Regions from separate parts of the Homo sapiens genome. Here region 1 is linked to region 2. A link is an interaction called in ENCODE POLR2A ChIA-PET data of the cell type or tissue named here. Cell type or tissue: PC-9. All regions are shown on one strand.

Region 1 (8,000 bases), 140 kb after region 2:
GCCAGAGTAGCTGGGATTATAGGCATGTGCCACCACACCCTGCTAATTTTTGTATTTTTGGTAGAGACAGGGTTTCACCATGTTGGCCAGGTTGGTCTCAAACTCCTGGCCTCAAGTGATCCACCCGCCTTGGCTTCCCAAAGTGCTGGGATCATAGGCATGAGCCACTGTGCCTGGTGTATTTTTAAAAACAGTTTTATTGATACATAATTCACATACCCATCGAAAGTGTACAGTACAGTGTTGTGTTTGTTGTTGTTGTTTTGTTTTGAGACAGAGTTTCGCTCTTGTTGCCCAGGTTGGAGTGCAGTGGTACGATTTTGGCTCACCACAACCTCCACCTCCCGGGTTCAAGCGATTCTCCTGCCTCAGCCTCCCCAGTAGCTGGGATTACAGGCATGCACCACCATGCCTGGCTAATTTTGTATTTTTAGTAGAGACGGGGTTTCTCCATGTTGGTCAGGCTGGTCTCAAACTCCCAACCTTAGGTGACCCACCCACCTGGGCCTCCCAAAGTGCTGGGATTACAGGCGTGAGCCACGGCACCCGGCCAAGTGCAGTGGTTTTTATTGCCACCATCTATGTACAATCATCATCATAGTCAATTTTAGAACATTTTTATCACCTCGAAGAAACTCCATTCTTTTTAGTGATCACGTCTATTCGTCCCTCCCTCAGCCCTAGGCAACCACTAATCTGTTTTCTGTCGCTATAGATTTTCCTGTTCTGGACTTTGCTATGAATGGAGTCATATAATATGTGGACTTATGTGACTGGCTTCTTTCACTTTTCAAGTTTCATTCAAGTGATAGCATATATTACTACTTTGTTCCTTTTTATGCTTAAATAATATTCCATTGTATGGATATACCACATTTGTTTGTTCATTAATCCATTGTTGGACATTTGCATTATTTCTACTTCTTGGCTATCATGAATAAAGCTGCTGTAAACATTCATGTCTATGTATAGGCACATGTTTTCATCTCTCTTGGGTATATCCAGGAGTAGAAGTGCTGGATCATCTGGCAACTCTATAATCATTTTAGGAACTGCCAGCCTGTTTTCCTAAGTGGCTACACCATTTTACTTTCCCACCAATAGTGTATGAGGGTGTTAGTTATCCATTGCTCTATAACAAATAAGCCCAAAATATAGCAGCTTAAAACAATTAACATTTACTATCTCACACCATTTCTGTGGTAAGCTGATGGTTCTGGCTCAGGGTCTCTTAAGAGGCTGCAATCATCTTGAAGACTTGACTAGGGCTGTAGGATACTCTTCCAGCATTGCTGGGTGGCTCACTTGCTTGGCAAATTAGTGCTGGCTGTTGGTAGGAGGCCTTGGTTGCCTGCTGTGTGAACCTGTCCACGAGGCTGCTTGAGCATCCTCACAACATGGCAGCTTGGTTCCCCCAAAGCAGTGATCCAAAAGATTGTAAGGTAGAAGCTGCAATGCTTTTGTTTTTAAATATTTTTAAATTGTCATAAAATACACATAAATTTTATCAACTGAACATTTTCAAGTGTACAGTCAGTGGCATTTAGTACATTCACATTGTTGTGTTACCATCACCACTATCCATCCACAGAATTATTTTTATCTTGCACAATGGAAGCTCCATACCCATTAAATAACAACCCCCCATTTCTCTCCCCCAGGCCCAGGCCACTACCATTCTACTTTCTGTCTCTATGAATCTGATTACTCTAGGTATCTCTTACTGTATTTGTCCTTTTGTGACTTATTTCACTTACCATAATATCCTCAGGCTTCATTTGCTTTGCAGCATATGTCATAATCTCCTTCCTTTTTAAGGCAGAATAATATTCCATTTTATGTATATACTACATTTTGTTTATCCATTCATCTGCCAATGGACAGATGAATGGGTTGTTTCCACCTTTTGGCTTTTGCTAATGATGCTGCTATGAACATGGGTGTATAAATATCTCTTCAAATTCCTGCTTTCAAATGTTTTGGGTATATGCCCAGAAGTGGAATTGCTGGATCATATGATAATTCTATTTTTAATTTTTGGAGGAACTGCTGTGCTGTTTTCCATTCTAGTGATGCCATTTTGCATTCCCGATGACAGCGCACAAGTGCATAAGGGTTCCAATTGCTCCACATCCTCAGCAACTCTTGTTGTTTTCTGGTTTTTAAAAAATAATAGTCAACCTAATGAATGCGAGGTGGTATTTTGTTTTTCATTGTGGTTTTGATTTGCATTTCCCTAATGATGAGTGATAATGAGCACCCTCTCACGTGTTTACTGGCCGTTTGTATAACCTCTTCAGAGGAATGTCTATTCAAGTCCTTTGCTCAATTTAGTTTTCACAATGCTTTTATGATCTAGCCTTGGATGGCATATGCTGTCATTTCCTCAATATCCCGTAGAACAGTTCAGCCCTGTTCAATGTGGGAGGCAACTACACCAGGGTGTGCACACCAGGACGCGGGGATCGCTGGGGCCATCGTGGATGCTGGCTGCTCATGGCGCATTTCTCTACTAGTGCCACCCCTAGAAGGAGCGTGTTCCTGGGTGTTAACTCCCTGGCACTCTGGCCTAAATCAGCACATACAGAAGACACTCCACTGTGCTAACTAGCGCCCCCAGGCGGAGAGAGGAGCTGTCAGCACGTTCAAGCCATGTCTGCAAATGTCTAAGGGAAGCCAGTGATCACATCGAGTCCCACAGTGGGTCTCCTGTGTCCTCCATCCTCACTGAGAGGCCACCACAGCTCAATACTTGCTCTGATGCCAATATCCATCCCCTCCTGTGCATGAATATGCCGTGCCCTTGATCTGTTCCCAATCTTGTGGTCGAAACTAATTCTTATCTGCTCCTCCTGTAGTTGGTCCACAGTTATTTCTGCAGATGCCCCAGGACTTCTTTTTTTGAGTCGGAGTCTCGCTCTGTCGCCCAGGCTGGAATGCAGTGGCATGATCTTGGCTCACTACAAGCTCTGCCTCCCGGGTTCACGCCATTCTCCTGCCTCAGCCTCCCTCCAGGACTTCTTGAATTACAGTTGACTTTTGAACAAAGTGGGGGTTAGGGATGATGACCCCATGTGCAGTTGAATATCCGTGTATAACTTTTGACTCCCCTCAAACTTAACTACTAATAGCCTACTGTTGACTGGAAGCCTTATAGATAACACATACAGTTGATTAACATGAATTTTGTATATTATGTGTATTATGTACTATATTTTTACAGTAAAGCTAGCTAGAGAAAAGAAAACGTGACTAAGGGCCAGGTGAATGCCTGTAATCCCAGCACTCTGGGAGGCTGAGGTGGGAGGATTACTTGAGCCCAGGAATTCGAGACCAGTTTGGGCAACATAGCGAGACCCCATCTCTATGAAAAATAAAAAATAGGAGGCCGAGGCAGGTGGATCACGAGGTCAGGAGATCGAGACCATCCTCACTAACATGGTGAAACCCCGTTTCTACTAAAAATACAAAAAATTAGCTGGGCATGGTGGCGGGCGCCTGTAGTCCCAGCTACTCGGGAGGCTGAGGCAGGAGAATGGCGTGAACCCGGGAGGCGGAGCTTGCAGTGAGCTGAGATCGCGCCACTGCACTCCAGCCTGGGCGACACAGCGAGACTCTGTCTCAAAAATAAATAAATACATAAATAAATAAATAAAATAAAGTAAAATAAAAAATTATCTGGGTGTGGTGGTGCACCTGTAGTCCCAGCTACTTAGGAGGCTGAGGCAGGAGGATGGCTTGAGCCTGGGCGGTCAAGGCTCCAACGAGCCGTGATCATTCCATTGCACTCCAGCCTAGGTGACAGAGTTAGACTTTGTCTCAAAAAAAAAAAAAAAAAAGGCAGCCTGGCCAACATGGCAAAACCCCATCACTACTAAAAATACAAAAACTATCTGGGCATGGTGGTACATGCCTAGAATCCAGGCTACTCAGGAGGCTGAGGCAGGAGAATCACTTGAACCCGAGAGGGTTGCAGTGAGCTGAGATCACATCACTGCACTCCAGCCTGCGCAACAGAGCGAGACTCTGTCTCAAAACAAAACAAAACAAAATGAAAAAAAAAAAAAAAGAAAAAGCCCACCCTGTAATTTACATATCTGAAATCCAACCCTCCATGTCATTACATTCTTTACAGGTTTCTCTTGGCAACATACCTTGCCTGGATGCCTTTCCAGGACAGCCTGTGTGGCCTGACCTCCCTCCTTCAAACGCCTGCACACCATTCCACAGCACTGGTGTCCCATTATTGTCTGTTCTCTATTGATAAAGATAGCAGGTGCCTTTGGGGTCCCTGTCTCCTCCCCTTGGTGGGACTTTGATTCCAGCTGCATCTACAGAAAAAGAGTCCCAACTCAGCTTGGCGCCTTGCATCTTTGCTTTCTGCCCCAGGACCTTCTCTGATACCCAGGAGCCCTCTGGACCCTTGTACAAACACAGCCAGAAAGGGCTGCAAAGTTAACATCTCTGGAGGAAGTCAGTTATCCACAAACTATCTGATCTTTCAGGGAGACGGTTCTAGCAGGCATGCGGGACACTCTGCTTTCAGAAGCTAAGACAAAGACAAGTCTCTAGGGGGCTAAGACAAGGAAAATTCATGTGGTCTCCAATTTTTCCCTATCACAACAAGGTTATAACTAGTACCACTTATCTCTCTATATTTGAGCTACTATTTATTTATTTTTGAGTTGGGAGTCTTGCTGTGTCACCCAGGCTGGAGTGCAGTGGCATGATCTGGTTCAAGTGATCCTCCTGTCTCAGCCTCCTCAGCAGCTGGGACTACAGGCACGCACCACCAGGCTCAGCTAATTTTTGTACTTTTTGAAGTAGAGTTGGGGTTTTACCACGTTGGCCAGGCTTGTCTCGAACTCCTGACCTCAAGTGATCCGCCCGCCTCAGCCTCCCAAAGTGCTGGGATTACTGGTGTAAGCCATTGTGCCTGGCCTGAGCTACTATTTTTTTCTGTAAATTTCTACAGGTAAAGTTTCAGAGCCAAAAGGATAGACTTCTATATATTGGTAGCTGTTGCTAAACTTGTCCTCTAGAAATGCTGTCATTCCCATGTACAGTGATGGAGCGTGTTTCCTTCTACCTGGGAGCCTGGGTGCTATGAGAAGTGTGTCTATGCAGTGAGTGGGCAACAGCTCAGAGTGAGGATTCAGATTAGGTTAGGAGGGGTCTGGTAGGGGCAGTGATGGTAGCAACGGAAGGTGAATTACACACTGAGGAGGTTGGCCCAAAGAGGAAATATGGCGAAAATAACAGAAGACGAGTTTCTTCCTCTCAGGGAGGTGTCGTAGGGATGAATGCTGTGGTGTCAAATTGGAATTACAGGTACTGATGTCAGTGCATGCTTTTCAACATTTATAGATAGATATAAAAATAAGTATCAGGCTGGGTGCAGTGGCTCACGTCTGTAATCCCAGCATTTTGGGAGGCCAAGGCGGGCAGATAGCCTGAGGTCAGGAGTTTGAGACCAGCCTGGCCAACATGCTGAAACCCTGTCTCTACTAAAAATACAAAAATTAGCCGGGCGTCGGCTGCCCCGTCTGGGAAGTGAGGAGCGCCTCTGCCTGGCTGCTGTGCAATCTTCCAAGTGTGAAGTGACAGCCTTTCTGCAGGTGTACCCAACAGCTCCGAAGAGACAGCGACCATCGAGAACGGGCCATGATGACGATGGCGGTTTTGTCGAAAAGAAAAGGGGGAAATGTGGGGAAAAGAAAGAGAGATCAGATTGTTACTGTGTCTGTGTAGAAAGAAGTAGACATAGGAGACTCCATTTTGTTCTGTACTAAGAAAAATTCTTCTGCCTTGGGATGCTGTTAATCTATAACCTTACCCTCAACCCCGTGCTCTCTGAAACATGTGCTGTGTCAACTCAGGATTAAATGGATTAAGGGCGGTGCAAGATGTGCTTTGTTAAACAGATGCTTGAAGGCAGCATGCTCGTTAAGAGTCATCACCACTCCCTAATCTCAAGTACCCAGGGACACAAACACTGTGGAAGGCCGCAGGGACCTCTGCCTAGGAAAACCAGAGACCTTTGTTCATGTGTTTATCTGTTGACCTTCTCTCCACTATTATCCTATGACCCTGCCACATCCCCCTCTCTGAGAAACACCCAAGAATGATCAATAAATACTAAAAAAACAAACAAACAAACAAAAAAAAACCCAAAAAAACAAAACAAAATTAGCCGGATGTGGTGGTAGGTGCCTGTGATCCCAGCTACTTGGGAGGCTGAGGCAGGAGAATCGCTTGAACCCGGGAGATGACGTTGCAGTGAGCTGAGATCATGCCACTGCACTCCAGCCTGGGTGACAGAGCAAAACTCCATCTCAAAAAAAAAAAAAAGTATCAATATATATGTGTGTATACATACAGTATATATAGTATGTGTGTATATATCTATATATTTATACATACATATATTCCCTAGCTCTGCCCACTGGAGGGTCTGGGAGCAGCAACAACCCAACAGTAATGAGCACACTCAGCACCCAGATCTTGAGCACTGATTTCATTACCACCAGATCTGACCCAGATCTCATGACTATTATTACATATATATATATTTTTTTAAGCAGAGTTTCGCTCTTGTTGCCCAGGCTGGAGTGCAATGGTGTGATCTCAGCTCACTGTAACCTCTGCCTCCTGGGGTTCAAGTGATTCTCCTGCCTCAGCCTCCCAAGTGGCTGGGATTACAGGCAAGCGCCACCATGCCCTGCTAATTTTGTATTTTTAGTAGAGTCGGGGTTTCACCATGTTGGTCAGGCTGATCTTGAACTCCTGACCTCAGGTGATCCACCTACCTCGGCCTCCCAAAGTGCTGGGATTACAGGTGTGAGCCACCATGCCTGTCCTTTATTTATTTATTTATTTATTTATTTTTTGAGACAGGGTCTTGCTCTGTCCCCTACACTTGTGTGCAGTGGTACAAGCATAGTTCACTACAGCCTTGACTTCCTGGGCTTGGGTGATCCTTCCATCTTAGACTCCCAGGTAGCTTGGGCTACAGGCATGCACCACCACACCTGGCTAGTTTTCGTATTTTTGGTAGAGATGGGGTTTCACCAAGTTGCCCATGCTGGTCTTGAACTCCTGGGCTCAAGCAATCTGCCCGCCTCGGCCTCCCAAAGTGCTGGGATTACAGGCGTGATTACAGGCGTGATTACGGGCGTGAGTCACTGTGCCCGGCTGATCTTGGTTTCCATCATTCTCCACTAAAGGAGCCAGAGCTCCTTGGAAAATGGCTTATTCCAGGATAGCCCAGAGAAATAGGAGATGAGCCTAGAACATTGTATTGTGCCAGAAAATACAAAATATTCATAATGACACATCAAAAGGATATACGATCCAACTTGAAGGGGCTCCCACTGGTCAAATCTGGGACAAATCTGAACATCAACACAAATAATGATAATGAATTAGTATCCTTTGAATAGAATAAGAAATCATGGGTCCACATGGATATAAATAAAAGTGATAAGAGGAAGTTTCTCCTTCTAGTCACAGTCAGCTCGGAAATGAAGGGATGATGGGGTTTAGAATCACCATTTGGCAGACCATCATAGTAATAATTTATGCATACAAGAATCATACACAGGCCAAGCACGATGGCTCCCGCATGTAATCCCAGCATTTTGGGAGGCCGAGGTGGGTAGATCCCTTGAGCACAGGAGTTCGAGACCAGTCTGGGCAACATGGTGAAACCTCATCTCTACGAAAAAAATAGAAACATTAGTGGACATGGTGGTGTGTGCCTGTAGTCTCAGCTACGCAGGAGGCTGAGGTGGGAGGATCAGCTGAGCTTGGGAAGTCAGAGCTGCAGTGAGCCGTGATCGCACCACTGCACTCCAGCGCCTGGGTGACAAGCAAGACCCTGTCTTAAAAAAAAAAAAAGTCATAAACAGATGCTAAAGTTCTCCTGGGCATCTTTTTGCAAAATGGTTTTGCCAACCTTATAAGCCTGCTGGGACAAGCTGTCCCCCAACCCTGGGTCT
Region 2 (8,000 bases):
CTCCCCCTTCCAAGACCCAGCAGTGCCCATGCTGCGCCAGCTGCGGTGCTCTTGTGCCATCAATGCCTCCTCTGTGGCCTGGGAGGGTGGGCCGGGTAAGGCCTGGGGCCCCAGCCAGCTCAGTCCCCTCTCCGGGTGGCACTGGGCTGGCCTCTTTGGCACTGGCCTTGGCATCTTAAATAGGCATGCTCCATCCCTAGGGCCCGGTGCCCTGGAAGCCCCCCAGTGAGGTGGGCCCTGTGGTGGCTTGTGAAATCCAGCTCAGAGAAAGCATCCCGAACACACACTCATCCAGGTGCACCAGGGCGGGCACGTGGGCACACGCTCAGGCATAGGAGGAAAACGTCTACACTCCAGCATCCCTTTCATATCAAGTCCCATTCACCCTCTAGAACCTGGTGTGCTGCTGGCTCCTTGTCCCCGGCTGCCTCTTCCCTGGTGGTACCCAGGCCTCTCTTAGGGCTCTGGAGCCCCTCACGCTGGTTACTGGTCTGCCTCTGTGGGCCGTTGCTCAAACCCCCCGCATTCCTGCCTATTCACGTGCCCACTCAGACCAAGCTCCTCCCCTCACCACCTCGTGCCACATTTGGGCTCAAGGACACATACTGCTTGTGGCCCCAGCTGCATGACCAGTGCCAAGCAGGGCCCCTCAGGAGCCCACCAGCGCTCACTGTGGACACCACTGCCCCCAGAGCCCAGGAGGGGAAGTGAGCAAAGGTGCCCATTTCTGACACGTAGAGGCTAAGCCTTGTGACTCGGGAGCCTAAGCCCCAATCCAAGCCATGCTTCCTCCCTACTAGTGACAGTAATTCCCTTCCAGGACAGCTCTGCCCACATTATACTATCTGACCCTCCCAACAAACAGGGACAGGCCATCATGTTGCCCCAAATCACAGCTGCCTAGCTGCCCACAGCAGCTCAAGCACAGGTTGGAACCAGGCCTGGGTTCCAGCTGCCCCTACAGGAGGGCACCACTCCCCGAATGCGGACCCCTCTGGCTTCTTCTCACTGCCCTGTAGCCGTGATCTCCCTCCTGCTCTGTGCCTCTGGTGGCTCCTTGCTCAGCATCTTCTGTGGCTCCCACTGACACCAGGACTAACTACTTGCTCAGCATTCAAGGTCCCTCCACCACCTGGCTGCATGCCGCTCCTCCCCCTTCCCCTCTCACTCTTCCTCCCCTTCCCCATCCTCCTCCTCCTCGCTGTGTGCCTCTCCCCCAACCTCTCTCATCGCCCCTCCAAGCCTTTGCCTGGCTCTTCTACCTCCCTCCCCTCCTGCCGCACCCAGTCTCCCTCTTGCCTTGAGAAGGGGGTGAGCTGTTAGGAAGGGCACCCAAGAGAACCATCCTGCTCCTCAACCATGCTCTGCCCAAGGCGGGGCTCCTGGTTCACACAGCGGGGTTTCCTCCCTGCTCCCCATGAAGCTCAGCCCCTGGCTTCTTAGGGACCAGCCCCAGCAGAAGACTGAGGCCTCCGAGTTGTGCAGGCTGCTGTGGTCCACTGCTGTCCTTGGGGCCCAGTGCCAGGCTGACCCTCTTCTGGAGCAGGTGTTGGCAGGGAGCTCAAGCAGCAAGGGAACTAGGAGGCAGCGCGGTGGGGAGGGCACCAGAGCTGCCATCCCCTGCCAGCACCACCTCTCTGGGCCCCTGGGAGCCGTTGCTAGGCTGGCACCCGGCAGCAGCAGGAGCACGTGCTCTCGCTCTCCTGCACGCACAGCCTGTCAGCTGCGCCCACAGCCCACATGGCAGGAGGCGGCTGCGGGCACGGGGCAGCTCTTTGCCTGGAGGGGGATGCCAACAGGCCAGTCAGACTCTAGGGGCAGGGGGGTGCATGCACAAACGGACAGAGCAGGGCCCTGGGGCCACAGAAAGGGAAGCCCTTCCATGACTCTCCAGGCAGATGGGGGTGAGTAAACGGGGGGGGGGGGGTTCCCACTCCTGACAACCCAGGGAGCCCAGCTGGTCTTCCTTAGCTTTTTTTTTTTTCTTCTTCTTTTTGGAGATGGAGTCTTGCTCTGTTGCCCAGGCTGGAGTGCAATGGTGCAATCATGACTCACTGTAGCCTCCAACACCCCAGGGTCAAGCAATCCTCCTGCCTTGGCCTCCTGAGCAGCTGGGACTACAGGCGTGAGCCACTGCAACAGTTTGTTCTTTGCCTTTGTTTGTCTGCATCCTATCTAGGGGACTACCCAGAGCCCTCCTGGCATTACTGGGGGCAAAGGGGCTGACAGGGGCTTCCTGACCCCTCATCCCTGGGTCTGCCTTTTTGATTCTGTCCGGGAGGCTGCAGTACAGAGGACTCTTCAAGGCCTCACATCTGGGAGCCTCCCCTCTTCTTCAGAGCCTCTCCAAGGGCCTTCATTCTAACCAGGAGCTCAGAGAGGGAGCCTGGGCCTGCTCCCAGCTCCTTGCGGGGTCATGGGCTCCATGACAAGCGCTTCCCCAGGGCAGGGCTCAGGATGAGTGTGGCCCAAGAAGGATTTAAGCCTTGGGCTTAGTGGGGACCAGATTGCCCAGACTGGGCCCTCCTGCCCTTCCTGCTGCAGTCTTGGGAGCAGATTTATGCCCTGGGCGTGGGTAGTGAGAGCCCAGAGCTGGGGTCTGTGGGGTAGGGGGGGGCATTCTGGGCAGCCTCTTCAGCTGGCAGAGGCTCCTGCCAAGCCATTTCCCCGCCCCGCCCCACCCCTCCACTCATTATCAACTTGGGGTTTGTGTGCAAACAGCAGCTGGTCTCTTTTGTCAGCCTCCCCTGCCCCCTCAGCCCCCCTACTCCTCCCCTCCTCCCCAGTGCCTCCCAACTGGCTCCTCCATATCAGGCCCTCCTCCTCCGCTTCCCCCCATCCAAGTGATTTAGAAGCTGGGGCCCTGGGGGATCCCAGAGGGAAGGCAGCCCCTGACCATTTTTGGCCCTGGGTCCCAAATTCTTCTCCAGAAGGTGATATTAAACCCATCTGGGATACCATGAGAGGCAGAGTGGGTAAGTAACCAAGCCAAAGTCACTAAGCAGGGCAAGGGCAGAGTCAGGATTCACACCCTGTGTGCCTGTTTGCAGAGCCTGTCTGCAGAGCCAGCCTGCTCCCAGCCTCGGCTGCCCCTCTGGTTGCCCCCAGGGCCTGGCCCTTCTTCTGCTGCTAGGGGCCCTGGGAAGGTGGACCCACTCCCAACCTCCTCGCCTGCATCACGGGCTTCAGCGGGAGTAATTCTGTGTGCCTGTAGTTGAAACAGGAAGGCAGGCAGGGCCAGATGGCAGGGCTTTGTCAGTTACACCCAGGAGCTGGGCTCTGTCAGTTATACCCAGGAGCTGGGACTGGACGCTGAGGGCAGCGCTGGGGAGCCCTCCCGGCAGTGGGTCCTACAGACTGGAGGCAGAGGGCTAAGGGACAGATTAGGAGATCAGGCCAAAAGGAGAAGAGTGTGGGCCAAGGCGCTGCCCCTGGGAGAACAGGGTAGGCTAGGCCTGAGAGCACAGGCTTGGCCCCAGCATACGGTGGGGTGCCACTAGGGTGACGAGGACACTCGGGTCTCTAGGGTGGGCAGTGGTGAGGATGGTGAGTCCTCCACAGAAATAGAAACACATGTGGCCAGTGGGTTGCTGCTGAGGACGTTGAATTTGAGAAAAACTGGTTGGAGGTGTTTGAGGGATATCTCCAGAGGACCCAGAAGAGAGGTGGGGCCAGGGCAAGGAGGTCTGAGATTGGCTGGCCTGGCAGAAGGTGGAGAGAATAAGGGGAGAAGGGGCTGAGGGTGGGGTCCTGAGCAGAAGGTGCAGAGGTCCAGGGAGGGGACTCCAGGAGGGAGACAGAGAGCAGGAGTGTCCCCTGGACCTGGGGATTAGGAAGAGGCAGGGGTGGGGCCTCTGTAGGCACCATGGCTCCTAGCTGGGTATTCTGCTCTTCACAGATTTTAGGGTTTTTTTGTTTTGTTTTGTTTTTGAGACTGAGTCTTGCTCTGTCGCCAGGATGGAGTGCAGTGGCGCGATCTCTGCTCACTGCAACCTCCAACTCCCTGGTTCAAGCGATTCTCCTGCCTGAGCCTCTCCAGTAGCTGGGACTACAGGTGCACGCCACCACGCCCAGCTAATTTAGCATTTTTAGTAGAGACTAGGTTTCACTACGTTGGCCAGGAGGGTCTTGATCTCCTGACCTCGTGACCCGCCCGCCTCAGCCTCCCAAAGTGCTGGGATTACAGGCGTGAGTCACCGCGCCCGGCCAGCTCTTTTAATCCTTACGACAGTCCTGACCTGGGAAACAGAGTTGACCCCGTTAACTATTATCGTGCCCATTTCACCGCTGAGAACACCGCGGCTCCGATTCAGTGAGTGACAGAGCCTCCACGCAGCCTCACACGGAACCAAGATCAGGCCTGGGGTGCCCGCGGAAGCTTGGGGACCAAGGCTTGTTGAGGGCCCCTTGCAGCACTGTAAGTGAGCCCTGCCGGGCGCTGGGGCTCTCTGCTGGGGAGGCCTCAGACCCAGACCAAAAAGGGACCACTACCGGGGTGGGGGTGGCGTCACAGACGATGCACCCCCAAAACGGGTCTGGAAGGAAGGCTGGAATGTACGTGAAAAGAAGTTAGGCCATGGCAGCAGCGTGGGCAAAGCAAGGAGGCTGAGAGTGAGGAGAGCCGCAGCCCGGGAAGGGAAGGTGGGGCCCGGGCTGGACACTGCCCGGGTCCTGGATTCCTCCGTTGCCCTCTGCCCCTGGTCAAAGTTCAGTCCCTCCAAAGGGCTCTTCTGGGAGCTTTGGCCAGGCCCTCCGAAGCGCCCGGGGCCGCCAAGGGCACACGAGCGTGCCCAGCCACAAGCGGGCCTGTGCCTGGCGTTGGGGCCCGGAGTGCGCCCGGGGCGGGCGCAGCCCACACGCGTCCACACGGCAGGGTCCGCGCGGGCCGGAAGCCGCAGGGCCGGAGCGGGGCGCCCGGGAAGGCAGAGGGGAGCGGGAACAAAGGACGCAGCGGAGCGGGGGCGGTCCGGCCAGGCAGTGATTGGAGGCCGGGGTCGGGGGCAGCGTCCGGGCCGGGCAGTGATTGGGCCGCAGCCTCCCCGGGGCCCCCAGGCGCTCGCCCCGCCCCTCTCGGCCGAAACCCGAGCCCCCAGCGGCGGCCCGGGACCAGCCCGCGCCGCCGCCATCTGCGCCGGGGCGGGGCGCGGGCCCAGAGTCGGGTTCCCGCCCAGCCTCCGCCGCCTGCCCCCGCCGCGGTCCGGCAACCTGTGCACCGGCCTCCCCCGCTGCCACCCCCGGCCCAGCTGCGCTCGGAGTCCCCGGGGTCCAAGCAGGGGCTGGGCCACCGCTGTGGGGGAAAAGCCCGATGGGCACGGGACGGGGCCCAGAAAGCGACTCCGTCCTGGGCCTGGCCGTGGCTGGTGGCTGGACTGGGAGAGCGCTCAGAGAACAGGGGACATTGGAGAGGGCGGGTTGGGGTAAGACCAGTTAGTGGAGGAGGCCGCAGGCTGAAAGACGGCTCAGGGAGGGGTGATTCGATGGCCGGAGCCCCAGCAGCTCCAGGAGTCACTGGGACCGAAGGCGGCGCCAGAATGCCAAGCGGGGGCCCGGCAGGGTTTGGAGCAGGAGAGGTTGTTAGCAGTTCACTACCAGCCAGGCCACTGCTGCGTGGTTAAAGGCGGGATGAGGGGCCTTCTCCATTCCCTGCGTCTTTCCCAGCGGCCTGGGAGGTGAGAGAAGGGGTGGGGCTTGGGCTGGGCCGCCAATCACAGCCTCGGCTCCACTTTGAATCTGTGCTGGCGGGCGCGGGCTGCCTGGCCGCCAGGTGTGCCGGCGCCCTCTTTGTCCCCACTTGCCTGCCCAGGCACGTCCCACTCCAACCCCACCTTTCTGGAGGCTCTGTTCCTCACACAGCTGGTTCCCGCCTCCCCAGGTGTCCCCAGCCTGGAATGAAGTTGGACTCAGATTCTGCCCCTTTGAATGCTGGTGACTCTAAACCATGCCTCATGCAGCCCCATCCCCAGTCCGGCACAGGGGTCATCATCCGCAAGGGACAGCTACTTCCATCCCCTAGATGGCCACCAAGGGTCCGGTAGTGCAGGGAACAGGGCGGCGTGGGAGTAAGAGCTCATGATTTGCGGCAAAAATCATGGCAGAGGGCTGGCCCAGGGAGGAGCCGTGTGACCTGGGGCAATCCCCTTCCTTCCCACGTGGCTCCTGCAGTTGTAAGACTAATATAATAAGGGCCTATCTCCCAAATTGCTGTGAAGATTAGATGGGATCCTATAGAAAAGAGGGCTTTAGGCCGGGCGCAGTGGCTCACGCCTGTAATCCCAGCACTTTGAGAGGCCGAGGCGGGCAGATCACGAGGTCAGGAGATTGAGACCACACTGGCTAACACGGTGAAACCCCATCTCTAGTAAAAATACAAAAAATTAGCCGGGCACGGTGGCTCAAGCCTGTAATCCCAGCACTTTGGGAGGCCGAGGCGGGCGGGTCACAAGGGCAGGAGATCGAGACCATCCTGGCTAACACGGTGAAACCGCGTCTCTACTAAAAATACAAAAAAAGTAGCCGGGCGTGGTGGCAGGCACCTGTAGCCCCAGCTACTCAGGAGGCTGAGGCAGGAGAATTGCTTAAACCTGGGAGATGGAGGTTGCAGTGAGCTGAGATCGTGCCACCGTGCTCCAGCCTGGGCGACAGAGCGAGACTCCATCTCAAAAAAAATAAATAAATAAAAATGAGAAGAGGGCTTTGTGGGAGTAAAGCCTCAACATGTGTAGGGAGGTGGAAGGGTGTTATCACTCTGCCCAGATGCTGGGGGACTGGCAGCCACAGAGTGGGTAGGCCCCTTGTCCCCAACGCATGGGCCAGGGCTAGGGTGCCAGGCCGGATGGGAGAGACCAGTCCAGAGGCCCATCGCTGTGGAGCCCTGAGCCCCATGAGCCCCGAGCCCCATGAGCCCCAAACAGAAGGGAGCCAGAGTTTAGGGACCTGGCCCTCACACCTCCCCAAGCTCTCCAAGAAAGATGAGGCAGAGGGATCTGGGGGCTGTTTGTCCTTTATCTTCATCCCTGGGGATATGGAGGCCCTCTCCCAGGTCAAGGCCAGAGGGTAGGCCTGGGCCCCCATGCTTCTCCTCCACTCAGATGCCCCACACGCCCCTACCTCTCCTGTTCTGCTCCCCAGCCACTGCCTTGGCCTCCTCCACTCATGCACTGGAACCAGCCTGCTCATGATTGACCCCTACTCCTTGCTAACTATGCCTCAGTTTCCCCATCTGTAAAATGAGAATGACGATAACAACAGGGCAGTTTTCTGAGTGCTTTACACATACTCCTGCTGAGCAGTTCAATCCCTACAACAGCCTGGTGGAGTAGTAACTCTCATTATGTCTCCCTTACTGTACCAATAATAAGTAGAATAATGGAAGTTATACTGGATATCTAGTTCATACACTCATGGAGTAAATGAATTAATGCATGTCACAAAACAAAAAACAAAAAACTCTGGGCCAGACGCAGTGGATCACGCCTGTAATCCCAGCACTGTGGGAGGCCGAGGTAGGTCACAAGTTCAGGAGTTCAAGACCAGCCTGGCTAAGATGGTGAAACCCCGTCTCTACTAAAAATACAAAAATTAGCCGGGTGTGGTGGTGGGCGCCTGTAATCCCGGCTACTCGGGAGGCTGAGGCAGGAGAATCGCTTGAACCCAGGAGGTGGAGGTTGCAGTGAGCCAAGATGGCACCACTGCACTCCAGCCTGGGCAACAGAGCAAGACTCCATCTAAAAAAAAAAAAAAAACAACCAACTCTGGGCCGGGCTCGGTGGCTCACACCTGTAATCCCAGCACTTTGGGAGGCCGAGGCGGGCAGATCACCTGAGCTCAGGAGTTCAAGACCAGCCTGACCAACACAGTGAAACCCCATCTCTACTAAAAATACAAAATTAGCCAGGCATAGTGGTGCATGCCTGTAATCTCAGCCACTCAGGAGGCTGAGGCAGGAGAATTGCTTGAACCCAGGAGGCAGAGGTTGCGGTGAGCCGAGATTGCCCCATTGC

What was found. Peaks named below come from ENCODE experiments on the same cell type or tissue, not always from the same donor. Only the 100,000 strongest peaks of a DNase experiment are listed, where the experiment ranks them.
Region 1: POLR2A ChIA-PET joins it to region 2 with 13 read pairs; 6 of 35 experiments call an interaction of 5 or more read pairs at or near these places.

What each region holds. Positions count from the first base shown.
Region 1 is chr2:231,536,354-231,544,353 of GRCh38, reverse strand. It overlaps LOC105376787 (a long non-coding RNA gene), which reads right to left. Exons shown (of 4, transcript XR_001739928.2): 3 at 4,155-4,331. Among named protein-coding and RNA genes, the nearest start is that of NMUR1, 9.9 kb to the right of the region's middle. RefSeq lists a silencer at 5,830-6,030. In PC-9, CTCF peaks have their summits at 2,428 and 2,627 (motif pointing left); no DNase peak of the experiment used is centred here; H3K27me3 peaks cover 2,147 bases.
Region 2 is chr2:231,678,187-231,686,186 of GRCh38, reverse strand. No RefSeq gene overlaps it. Among named protein-coding and RNA genes, the nearest start is that of PTMA, 26 kb to the left of the region's middle. RefSeq lists enhancers at 1-152, 756-805, 3,840-4,631, 5,781-5,860, 5,931-6,020 and 2 more and a silencer at 4,671-5,390. In PC-9, CTCF peaks have their summits at 405, 610, 5,679 and 5,883; DNase peaks (open chromatin) are centred at 4,976 and 5,696; H3K4me3 peaks cover 2,519 bases; H3K27ac peaks cover 2,545 bases.